Regions from separate parts of the Homo sapiens genome. Here region 1 is linked to region 2. The links are chromatin contacts, found by Hi-C or POLR2A ChIA-PET in ENCODE. All regions are on one chromosome and are shown on one strand. The core of a region is the stretch at or near the end of the contact, and the rest is flanking DNA. Distances in the headings are between cores, read along the strand shown.

What was found. A loop is a pair of places that touch in the nucleus more often than their neighbours do. ChIA-PET counts read pairs that join two places held with the same protein, here RNA polymerase II (POLR2A). Pooled maps may share reads with other maps.
Region 1: a loop to region 2 is called in a map of CD14-positive monocyte, with 2.3 times the contacts of the local background. The contact joins the promoter of LINC01290 here to the enhancer-like site in region 2. A Hi-C loop is called at or near these places in 2 of 168 maps with a recorded cell type or tissue (CD14-positive monocyte and mammary epithelial cell) and 4 of 50 pooled maps. POLR2A ChIA-PET finds 5 or more read pairs at or near these places in 3 of 52 experiments (AG04449, Panc1 and activated T-cell).

What each region holds. Positions count from the first base shown.
Region 1 is chr16:10,526,362-10,531,332 of GRCh38, forward strand. LINC01290 (long intergenic non-protein coding RNA 1290) reads right to left here and starts at 1,837. Exons shown (of 2, transcript NR_149081.1): 1 at 1,731-1,837. EMP2 (epithelial membrane protein 2) reads right to left here. Exons shown (of 5, transcript NM_001424.6): 5 at 2,061-4,971.
Region 2 is chr16:10,644,520-10,650,061 of GRCh38, forward strand. All of the region lies in intron 5 of TEKT5 (tektin 5), which reads right to left. Among named protein-coding and RNA genes, the nearest start is that of TEKT5, 48 kb to the right of the region's middle. Within about 2 kb of position 2,284, at least 4 of the 41 ENCODE cell types and tissues checked have a DNase peak (open chromatin) inside an H3K27ac peak, as active enhancers do.

The DNA of each region.
Region 1 (4,971 bases), core at 587-3,086, 120 kb before region 2:
TCTTAAATCTGACCACAGGGGACAGTGGATGAGGGAGATGGTTCCACTAAGCAGGACCAAGAGCAACGGATTGAGCAGCCACCAATCTCCCTCCCGCCAGGGAAGGGGCTTCCTGCTATTTGTGACCAATAATGAACCTGTGGCCGCTGGACATTGGTTCTCTGCCTGTCCCTTTTCCAAGGGGACAATTCATGGTGACATCCTGTGCCTTTGTCTCCATTACATACTAGGGGCTTTTGAGAGGACATGATTGAACCTTTAGCCACCCATTACCAGGCCATAAGGAGCCCCAACTGGACCCGACTGAGATGCAGCACATCACCCATCGCCCTGGAGTGGGAGCTGGAAGTGGAAGCCGGTTGAGACCTCAGGTTAGATCCCTCTTGGGAAGGGGTTAGTTCGTTTCACGAATGTACAAGAATTTTTATTTCTTGAAGCAGAGTTTCTGTCACCAGGCTAGAGTGCAGCGGCGTCATCACAGCTCACTGCGGCCTGGACCTCCCAAGCTCAAGCGATTCTCCACCTCAGCCTCCTGAGAAGCTGGGACTACAGGAGCACACCACCATGCCTAGCTAATTTTGTAGTTTTTATAGAGATGGGGTCTCGCTGTGCTGCCCAGGCTGATCTCAGACTCCTGGCATCAAGTGATCCTTCCGCCTTCACTTCCCAAAGTGCTGGGATTACAGGCATCAGCCACTGCACCGCGACCCGCATGTTTGCATAATTTGATCTCACTCCTGACTCCAGCCAAGTACTGGGGCAATGATGAGTGAGTGTGTTACCCAAGACAGACCCATCAGAATCTAGCCCTGGAAACTTGAAACTGAGACTAATATTATCTAGATCAAGGCAGGGACTGAGTTCATTAAGGCGGCTCCCACTCCAGGGCGATGGGTGATGTGTTGTGATCTCAGTTGTGTCCAGCTGGGGCTCCTTATGGCCTGGTAATGGGTGGTAAAGGTTCAATCATGTCCTTCCAAAAGTTCATAGTATGTAATGGAGACAAAGGCACAGGATGTCACCATAACACCTAGCACAATGCTTGTACCATTACAGCTACGCAAATATTTGGTGAATGAATGAATGAGAGGCTGATTTCCTGAATGGAAGAAATATGAAATTGAGTGTTCTGGGGTGATCACCATCCCCCAGCCATATGGACAAAAAAAAAAATCCAATCTAGAAACACAAAGAAGGCAGACAGTAGCCTCTGAAGATTTTAGTTTGTAAACCCTGTGTGACAGTATGGAAATGAGTGTTCTCAAGATACAAAGATAGCTTTTGCTACCTTTGGCATTCCTTAGATAGAAGCTAAAGGGATCTGTCTGTCTCTCTCTCTCTCCTTCTCTGTCTGAATTTTTCAGTTTTCAGCAGAATATGTGGTAGAAGATAGTCTCATTCCATCATGACCTCATCCTTTAAAGCAGAGGTCTTTATTAAATACAAATGAAATGAAAGAACATGATCTAGTAACAATGAACAGGAAGGTTAAAAAACAAACAGGATCAGTCATTTGTGGGGATCCCTGAGAAGTGAAAATATGGGGCTGCTTGTTCAAATACGAAGAACTTTAAAGCCGGGCGCAGTGGCTCCCACCTGCAATCTCAATGCTTTTGGGAGCCAAGGTGGGAGGATCACATGAGCCCAGGAGTTCAAAACCAGCATAAGCAACAGACCCCCCGCCCCATAAAAGAATGAATGAATGGATGGATGAATGAACGGATACATACATTTTAGGAGCGTTCTTCTCCATGACTACGAAATATTTATTTCTTGTAAGAATGTTCTACTTTATGCCGGACACAGTGAGTGGCTCACACCTGCAATTCCAGCAGTTTGGCAGGCCGAGGCAGGAGGATCGCTTGAGGCCAGGAGTTCTAGACCAGTGTAGGCAACACAGCGAGACTCTGTCTCTACAAGAAATACATATAAAATAATTTAAAATGGCACTAGCAGATCATTCTCCCAAGCATGGGGGCCTTGGATGCATGGAAATGTGTGCGACTACCCAGGCTGCAGGGCTGCAAAGCTGGCCCCATTAAAGAAGCAGAGGGAGATTGTCCAGTGATAAATTGTCCATTTATCAGTTGCTTAGTGTAAAAACCATACATTATTATCTTGATGAGAAATCAGCTGACCCCCTGCCCCTCAAAATGGCAGCATTCTGCCCTAGATGTCATCACCGTTGGGAACATTAGAGTCTTGCTCTGGGCAATCTGGTTTTAAACTTTATTTTCCATGTACAGTTTCAGATTATACAAAACATAGAAAATGGACTATTTTAAAGGTACATTAAGTAGAAAGTTTCTAACTACCCTAAAGTCACAAACCAAGATTCAAAATGAACCTCTAGGCCTTGCCCTAACATTTCCCCAACACCACAAAATTGTCCAACTTGCTCTATTGTAAGTAACCTTTAAACTATTAGCGAGTTTAGTAACATCCCGCGAGGCAGATTTTAAACTACGATACAGTTTCTATCTAGGCCACTGTGTTTAGTGTGTTTACAAACAGGCTTGGAGTTCTAGGTTTCTTCATCATCAGTGAACACAGAGCGTCCTAGAGCGCCAGCCTGTTCATGAGGGGTGTCCACAAAAGCACGCAAACTATAGCAGAGTGTGTGGGAGTGAATAGGTCTCCGATGTTCCTGTATTCAGGTATATATATATACACATTCACACAGACCAACAAGTCAAGCATTCTCCAAACTCATTTGAACAGAGACCCAAAATAATTTTAATGCAAATAACAAAATGAGTTAGTCTGTCTCCATCACATAGCCCCTCAATGAAAGAATTACAGTACTTTATAAAAATGTCATAAAATGCGCAAACTACAGTTCCTTCAAATACAGTTGATGCTATCTTTGGTCCTAATATGTGCTTCTTGGATGTCTACTAATTTTGTTGTTGTTATTGTTCTTGAATAACTGGTAATAAGCACCAAGTGAGGGCTGATTCTATCTACAGGTAAGAAGCTTGGATGTTTTCTCCCTGATTTTGTCATTTCTTTCCAACTTCCCAAATGCATGTCATACAGCAGGGAAGAGGCATCTCTCATGTCTCAAAAAAGCTTAATGGCACAGGTGGATGTGGGCACTGAATGTTGTACAGCAGTGGCAACCAGCCGGGAAAATCCATAGGATCATTTCAGACCGCATTCAACACAGATACTCATGTAGCCCCGACGTTTCTTGTGAAGGGAATTGATGTATTGCTTGAGGGGGTCGATCTCTGGTTCTAAGGTGTTTTGTTTGTTTCCATCGTGACTACCAGAAAATTATAGAAGGCCAGACGCAGTGGCTCATGCCTGTAATCCCAGCACTTTGGAAGGCTGAGGTGGGCGGATCACCTGAGGTTGGGAGTTCGAAACCAGCCTGACCAACATGGAGAAACCCCATCTCTACTAAAAATACAAAAATTAGCTGGGCATGGTGGGACATGCCTGTAATCCCAGCTACTCGGGAGGCTGAGGCAGGAGAATCACTTGAACCCAGGAGGCAGAGGTTGCGGTGAGCCAAGATGGTGCCACTGCACTCCAGCCTGGGCAACAAGAGCAAAACTCAGTCTCAAAAAAAAAAAAAAAAAAGAAAAAGAAAAAAGAAAATTATAGAAAAGCCACCAAGGTAGAAAGTTTCAAGGGAACTTAAGATTCAACTTCCTCCATGAGCTTGGGTAGCATCCTGTTAACCCTAGGGGTGTAAGCCACATTCTTGCCCACAATATGACTAGTGAGAGTATCTCATGGAGGCAGGAGGTGACATTTGTCCTGTCTCTGGCCCCAGGTCACCCTGTACTGCATTGGTGGCTTCTCCATAGGGAGGGGGTCCTATCTCATAGACTCCAAACTTCATGATGGCAGGGAGGATATCTGGATTTGCTCACCCCTGTATTTTCAGAGCCTCACACAGTGCCTGGAACATGGTAAACATTTAATACTATCTGTCAAAAACAAATGAATGAAAGAGCAGATGGAAAGAGCCAATCCTGCATTGAAGAGATATCCATGGTGGCCCTAAAACTACTCAAACCAGATGTCTCTTCAGCTCCACTGGAACTGAGCTGATGGCAAACCACCACTCCACTCAGCAGAAGGTCAAGTGCAAAAGTATTTAAATAGCACGAGGTCCCACACCCCATCCCAGGACAGCCCCCAGCATCCTGCTCCAACATAAGCAGAAAAAGACAATGAGGTGCAAAGAGCTTATCTCCTGGGATGGTTCCTGGGTGGTCTGCATTGCCACACAGCATCATGCTTTGATCCTGAAGGACAAGGCCCCAAAAGCCCTATTTCTCAGCACAGTCTTAAAATCACCTGGAAATCATTCACCCAGACCCTCTGAATCAGCCTGTCCCAAGCAGCACGGGAACCCCTAAAGCTTGAAAACTCCAGCTCTATGGGACCCTCTCACCGCATTTACTGTCGGGACCATGGGCCCCTCCACAGACATGTTTTCTGGGTGTTACACAGACAGGTACTGCCCAATAACTGTCATCTGCACGAACTGAATGGAGCTATATTTAGACTGATCTAAATACCTAAATGCCTCCAGGAGCATTTAATAATAGGCACGCGTAAAGCAGCCTCCCTACCATGCCACAGGCCTCGATTTTGAATCGTTTTATTTTTGAGACGGAGTCTCAGACTGTCGCCTGGGCTGGAGTGCAGTGGTGAATCTCGGCTCACTGCGACCTCCGCCTCCCAGTTTCAAGCGATTCTCCTGCCTCAGCCTCCTAAGTAGCTGGGATTACAGGCACCTGCCACCACACCGGGCTAATTTTGTTGTATTTTCGGTAGAGACGGGGTTTCACCATGTTGGCCAGGCTGGTCTTGAACTCCTGACCTTGTGATCCACCTGCCTCAGCCTCCCAAAGTGCTGGGATTACAGGTGTGAGCCACCGCACCCAGCTGATTTTGAATTCTTAGTGGTGTTCTTTGCAGCCTCCATCACAGTGTGTAATTAGTTTCTTT
Region 2 (5,542 bases), core at 1,034-3,533:
TCTACTCTATTCAAAACGGACAGCCACCTCCATCACTGCACCCCTCACCTGGCTTCCCCCTTTCTTCCTGGATCTATTTGTCTGCATGAATCAGTTTGTCTCCAGACCCTATGGGGGCACCAGGAAATGGCTTCCTGACTATAACATAAGCTATCAGAAATCAGGGGCTGTGTTTTGTTCACACTGTTCTCCTATCGCCTAGAACAGTGTTTGGTGCAGCATTAGGGTTACCAGTTAAACTATAGGACTCCCAGTTAAATTTGAATTTCATATAAACAACAAAGCACTTTCTCGTGTATGTTCTGTAATGGACTGCCTGAATGTCTGTGTTCCCCCAAAATTCCTATATTGAAAGCTTAATCTGTCCCAGTGTGCTGGAGGTGGGGCCTCTGAGAGGCGATTAGGTGATGAGGTGGAGCTCTCATGAATGGGATTAGTGCCTTTATAAGAAGAGGCTACTTTACTCTCTTTCTGCCAGGTGAAGAAATACAAAGGCTGTCTACAACCCGGAAGAGGGCCCTCACCAGAACCCGATCATGCTGGCACCCTGACCTTGGACTTTTAGCCTCCAGAACTGTGAGAAATAAATTTTGATGTTTACAAACCACCTAGCCTATGGTGGTACTTGGTTATAGTAGCATGAATGCAAGGAGGCAAGCCCCCCCAGTTATTGCATGAGACATACTGATGTTAAAACATGATTTGTAGGTCAGGCACAATGGCTCACACCTATAATCCTAAACACTTTGAGAGGCTGAGGTGGGAGGATTGCTTGAGCCCAGGAGTTCGAGACCAGCCTGGGCAACATAGTGAAAACCCATCTCTACAAAAAATACAAAAAAATTAGTCAGGTGTGGTGGTTTGCACCTGTGGTCCCAGCTACTCAGGAGGCTGAGGTGGGAGGACTGCCTGACCCCAGGAGGTGAAGGCTGCAGTGAGCCGTGATGCACCACTGCACTCCAGCCTGGGCAGCAGAGCAAGATCCTATATAATAATAATTTGGCCAGGCACAGTGGCTCACGCCTGTAATCCCAGCACTTTGGGAGGCCAAAGCAGGCAGATCACCTGAGGAGAGGAGTTCAAAACCAGCCTGGCCAACATGGTAAAATCCCATCTCTGCTAAAAATACAAAAATTGGCCAGACATGGTGGCAAGCACCTGTAATTCCAGCTACTGGGAGGCTGAGACAGGAAAATCGCTTGAACCTGGGAGGCGGAGGTTGCAGGGAGCCAAGATCACACCATTGCACTGGACTGCAAGACTGGGCAACAAGAGTGAAACTCTGTCTCAAAAACTAAATAAAATTTAAAAAATATAATAATTTGTTGGCTGGCCATAGTGTCTTAGTGCCTGTAATTCCAGCACTTTGCGGGGCACTGAGGTGGGAGGATCGCTTGAGCCAAGGAGTTTGAGACCAGCCTGGGCAATATAGTGAGACCCCATCTCTACAGAAAAAAAAGAAAAACTGGCCAGGCATATAGTGCACATCTGTAATCCCAGCTACTTGGGAGGCTGAGGAAGGATTGCTTGAGCCCAGAAGGTCGAGGTCGCACTCAGCTATGATCACAACACTGTACTGCATTCTAGCCTGGCCAACAGAGTAAGACTCTGTCTCAAAAAAAAAAAAAAATTTGTTGATCTGACATTCAAGTTTAAATGGACATCCTGTATTTGTCTTTGCTAAATCTGGAAACCCTACTTATGGTAGTAGCTCAATAAACATCAATTGAATGAATGAATCACAGTGGGATCTGGAAATCTAGATTTTTAACCAGCTTCCCCCCAGTGACTCTTGTGCACACTCAAATTTGGGAACAACCTGCCCTACAAATTATAGAATCCTGCCCATCTCGGATTTTAAGATAGGGGAAAACTGATTACACAGTAAATTGCTCCTGAATGAGGTGGGATTGCAAGTATAACACCCAGTCCCTGCCTTCAAGGATTTTACAGTCACTTTGCTTTTTTTCCTTTCTCATAAGCTGTAAAACATTCACACATCTTAATATGCAAGGAATGACTGAATGAGGTTGGGCCCATAACCTATGGGCACCAAGAAATTGCTTAAAACAGAATTTTTTTTTTCAAAGAATCAAAGTCCTGGCTTCTGTATTAGCTTAAGAAAAAATCCAGGAAAAATAGATAGCAGTTTGCTCCCTAAAGAGGACAAAAGGATGCCTGTTTCCTACTGGTGGAGTCAAGACGAGAAGCTGGGTTATGGGAGGGCAAGGAGGCCCAGCCTCCTCCAGAGCCCACCTAGGAAGGAGGCCAGCCCTTCACCTGGTCCTCTGTGAGCCACAGCAACTCAGCCCACACGCTGGTTAAACATTATCCCATAAGAATGTTCTGTGCCCAGAATGTGAGTGGCATATAAACACTCAATGCGGCAACACCTCTCTTGGAAGCCCTGGGGATTTTCTTCAGAAACCTCCCCTTTGTGGGGGCAGTGGGTGGGATGTACAACCCTTAGAATGCACCACTTCAGCCCAGCGCAGAAGAAAATAAAGCCTTATATAGATGAAAAATGCTCCTTGGTGCCACTTTGCCCAGTGTTTGCCCTGTCATGGAAAACAGCCCCTACCATCTAGGCGTCCCTACTTGAAGAGCCTATTGCTGGGGTGGACGGGACATTACTGAGGGTTCAGCGGGTGATAAGAAGCTGCCAGTGGGCTGGGCGCGGTGGCTGACAACTGTGGTCCCAGCACTTTGGGAGGCTGAGGCAGGCAGATTGCTTGAGTCCAGGAATTCGACCAGCTTGGGTAGCATGGTGAGACCCTGTCTCTACAAAAAATTTAAAAAAAAATAAGCCGGGCGTGGTGGTGCACACCGGCGGTCCCAGCTACTCAGGAGGCTGAGGCAGGAGGATCGCTTAAGCCTGGGATGTCGAGGCTGCAGTGAGCTGTGATGACGCCACTGCACCCCAGCCTGGGTGACAGAGTGGGACCCTGTCTCAAAAAAAAAAAAAAAAAGCAGCAGCCACCTGTGGTACGCGCCTTCCTGGCCCCACCCTGAGCCCATCCAGGGCAGCTCCCAGGATGCTCCCCTCCACCAGTAGGTGCTGTTGCTAGGGAAATCTAGAGATGCCTCAGGCCAGAGACCTGAGCCCACCTTGTCTCTTTCTTTGTTCACTTTCTCCATTTCCTGGTCACCATGCTTAGGGCTCAGTCAGCCTGTGATGGGGACCTGAAACTTTACAAAAGGCCTGTCTCCTGGGTCTGGGAAAGGAAGAGCTAATACTCATTCATAAGCTCAATCTTTTCTTCATTCATTCATTCATCCACAGAGTCATTGATTCATATGTCAGTGCAACAAATGTTCGTTGAGCACCTACTTAGTGCCAAGCACTGTTCTAGGCAGTGGATCCGAGTAACCACAACAGCTGGAAAACCCTGTCCTTGTGGAGTGGACATTCTGCTGGACTTTACACTCTGTTGTTTGCTTTTTTACACAACAATCACTTGTTGAGCACATACGAGTACTGGCTACAAGTGAGACAAATGGTCACTGTCAGCATCACAGAACTCAAGTCCCTCCCACCTCCTGTTAAAAATATTTATTAAATGCCTTTGATGTACAGCACATGGGTGGGGGACAGGGCCACAAAAAAAGGCACCATGTCAGTTCTCCTGGAATTCCTGTGTAAGCAGAGGAACAAGGGCACAGGCACACACAACCATTTATCAAGAGTTTACTCCAGGCCAGGTCCTGCGCCAAGACTCTTACATGAATCATCTCATTATAGAACCAAACCAATCCTATGCAGAAGGTTCTAGCAACATTCCCTGGCTTTTATTTTTATTTATCATTTTTTTTTTTGAGACAGAGTCTTGCTGTGTTACCCAGGCTGGAATGCAGTGGAGTGATCTCGGCTCACTGCAACCTCCGCCTCCCAGGGTCAAGTGATTCTCCTGCCTCAGCCTCCTGAGTAGCTGGGACACAGGCATGTGCTACCACATCTGGCTGATTTTTGTATTTATTTATTTATTTTTGTTAGTAGAGACAGGGTTTTGCCATGTTGGCCAGGCTGGTCTCGAACTCCCGGCCTCGAGTGATCCGCCTATCTCGGCCTCCCAAAGTGCTGGGATTACAGGCATGAGCCACCACGCCCTGCCTGCATCCCCTGGTTTTTAGATAAGAGAAATGAGACAGTTACCTCCTTGTCAATTCTCTTTCAAACCTGCTGACCATTTCCAGGCATGAGGCCCCACGTGGTGCCAGCCTATCTTTGTCTCTCTAGCCCTTGGCCATCTTGCATGGTTCACAAAGAGCAGCTTCAGCATTGAGCAGTTTCTGCAGGCCACAGGCTCAGACTGCATTTGAATGGTTGGCTCTGCTTCCCTTATATTTATTTTCTAGCTACCCTCTGCTTACAGCAAGTGCTGATGGTTTTGCATTTATTGAAGAGACCTGAAGTTTCTCTTTTATTTTCATTTTTAATTTTATTTTTAGAGACAAGTTCTCTCTCTGTTGCCCAGGCTGGAGTGCAATGGCATGATCATGGCTCACTGCAACCTTAAACTCCCGGGCTCAAGTGATCCTTCTGCCTCAGCCACCTGAGTAACTGGTACTACAGGTGCATGCCACCATACCTGGCTATTTATTTTTATTTTGTTTGTAGAAATTGGATCTCACTATGTTGCCTAGGCTGGAGTGCAGTGGCACTATCATATCTCACTGCAGCCTAGAACTCCTGGGCTCAGGTGATGTTCCCAACCCAGTCTCCTATGTAGCTGGCATTACAAGTGTGTGCCACCATGCCTGGCTAATTTTTTGTAGAGATGGGGTCTTGCTATGTTGCCCAGGCTGGTCTTGAACTCCTAGCCTCAAGCCATCCTCCTGCCTCAGCCTCCCAAAGTTCTGGGATTATAGGCATGAACCAATGCACTCCGCTGTGTCTCTTTTAAATTATTATTTTTTTAATTTTCTTTTTCTTTTTAACACAGGTTCTCTGTCACCCAGGCTGGAGTGCAGTGGCTCAATTTCTCCTCACTGCAGCCTCGACCTTCCAGGCCTCAAGTGATCCTCCCACCTCAGCCTCCTGAGTAGCTAGGACTACAGACGTACACCACCATGCTTGGCTAGTTTTTGTATTTTTTTGTAGAGACTGGGTCTCCCCAAGTTGCCCAGGCTAGTCTTGAACTCTGGGCCTCAAGTGATCCTCCCACACTGGCCTCCTAAAGTGCCGGGATTACAAGTATGAGCCACTGCACTCGGCCTATTTTTTGAAATTTTTAGGTGACTCAGTTTAAATAGAAATACAAAATCAGTAATGGTCCAGGTGGCACACGAATATGGTAAAATTGAGAACATGGCATTCCTGCGCTTGGTACGTAGATAATGCAGGTGAGAGAGAATTGAAGCAGAGCTAGGAGGAGGACACTGAGGGGCAGGGACCCTGCTCCTACGGAGCCTGTTCCTACCCCATATCCTTCCCAGGTTGGAGACTGGAACTGACAGCTGCCTGTTTCTCCACCACCCCCAACCCCGTTCCACTTTCTTCCTCCCCCTGGTCTCCTCCCACTCCCCCTGCCATTTCTTTTTT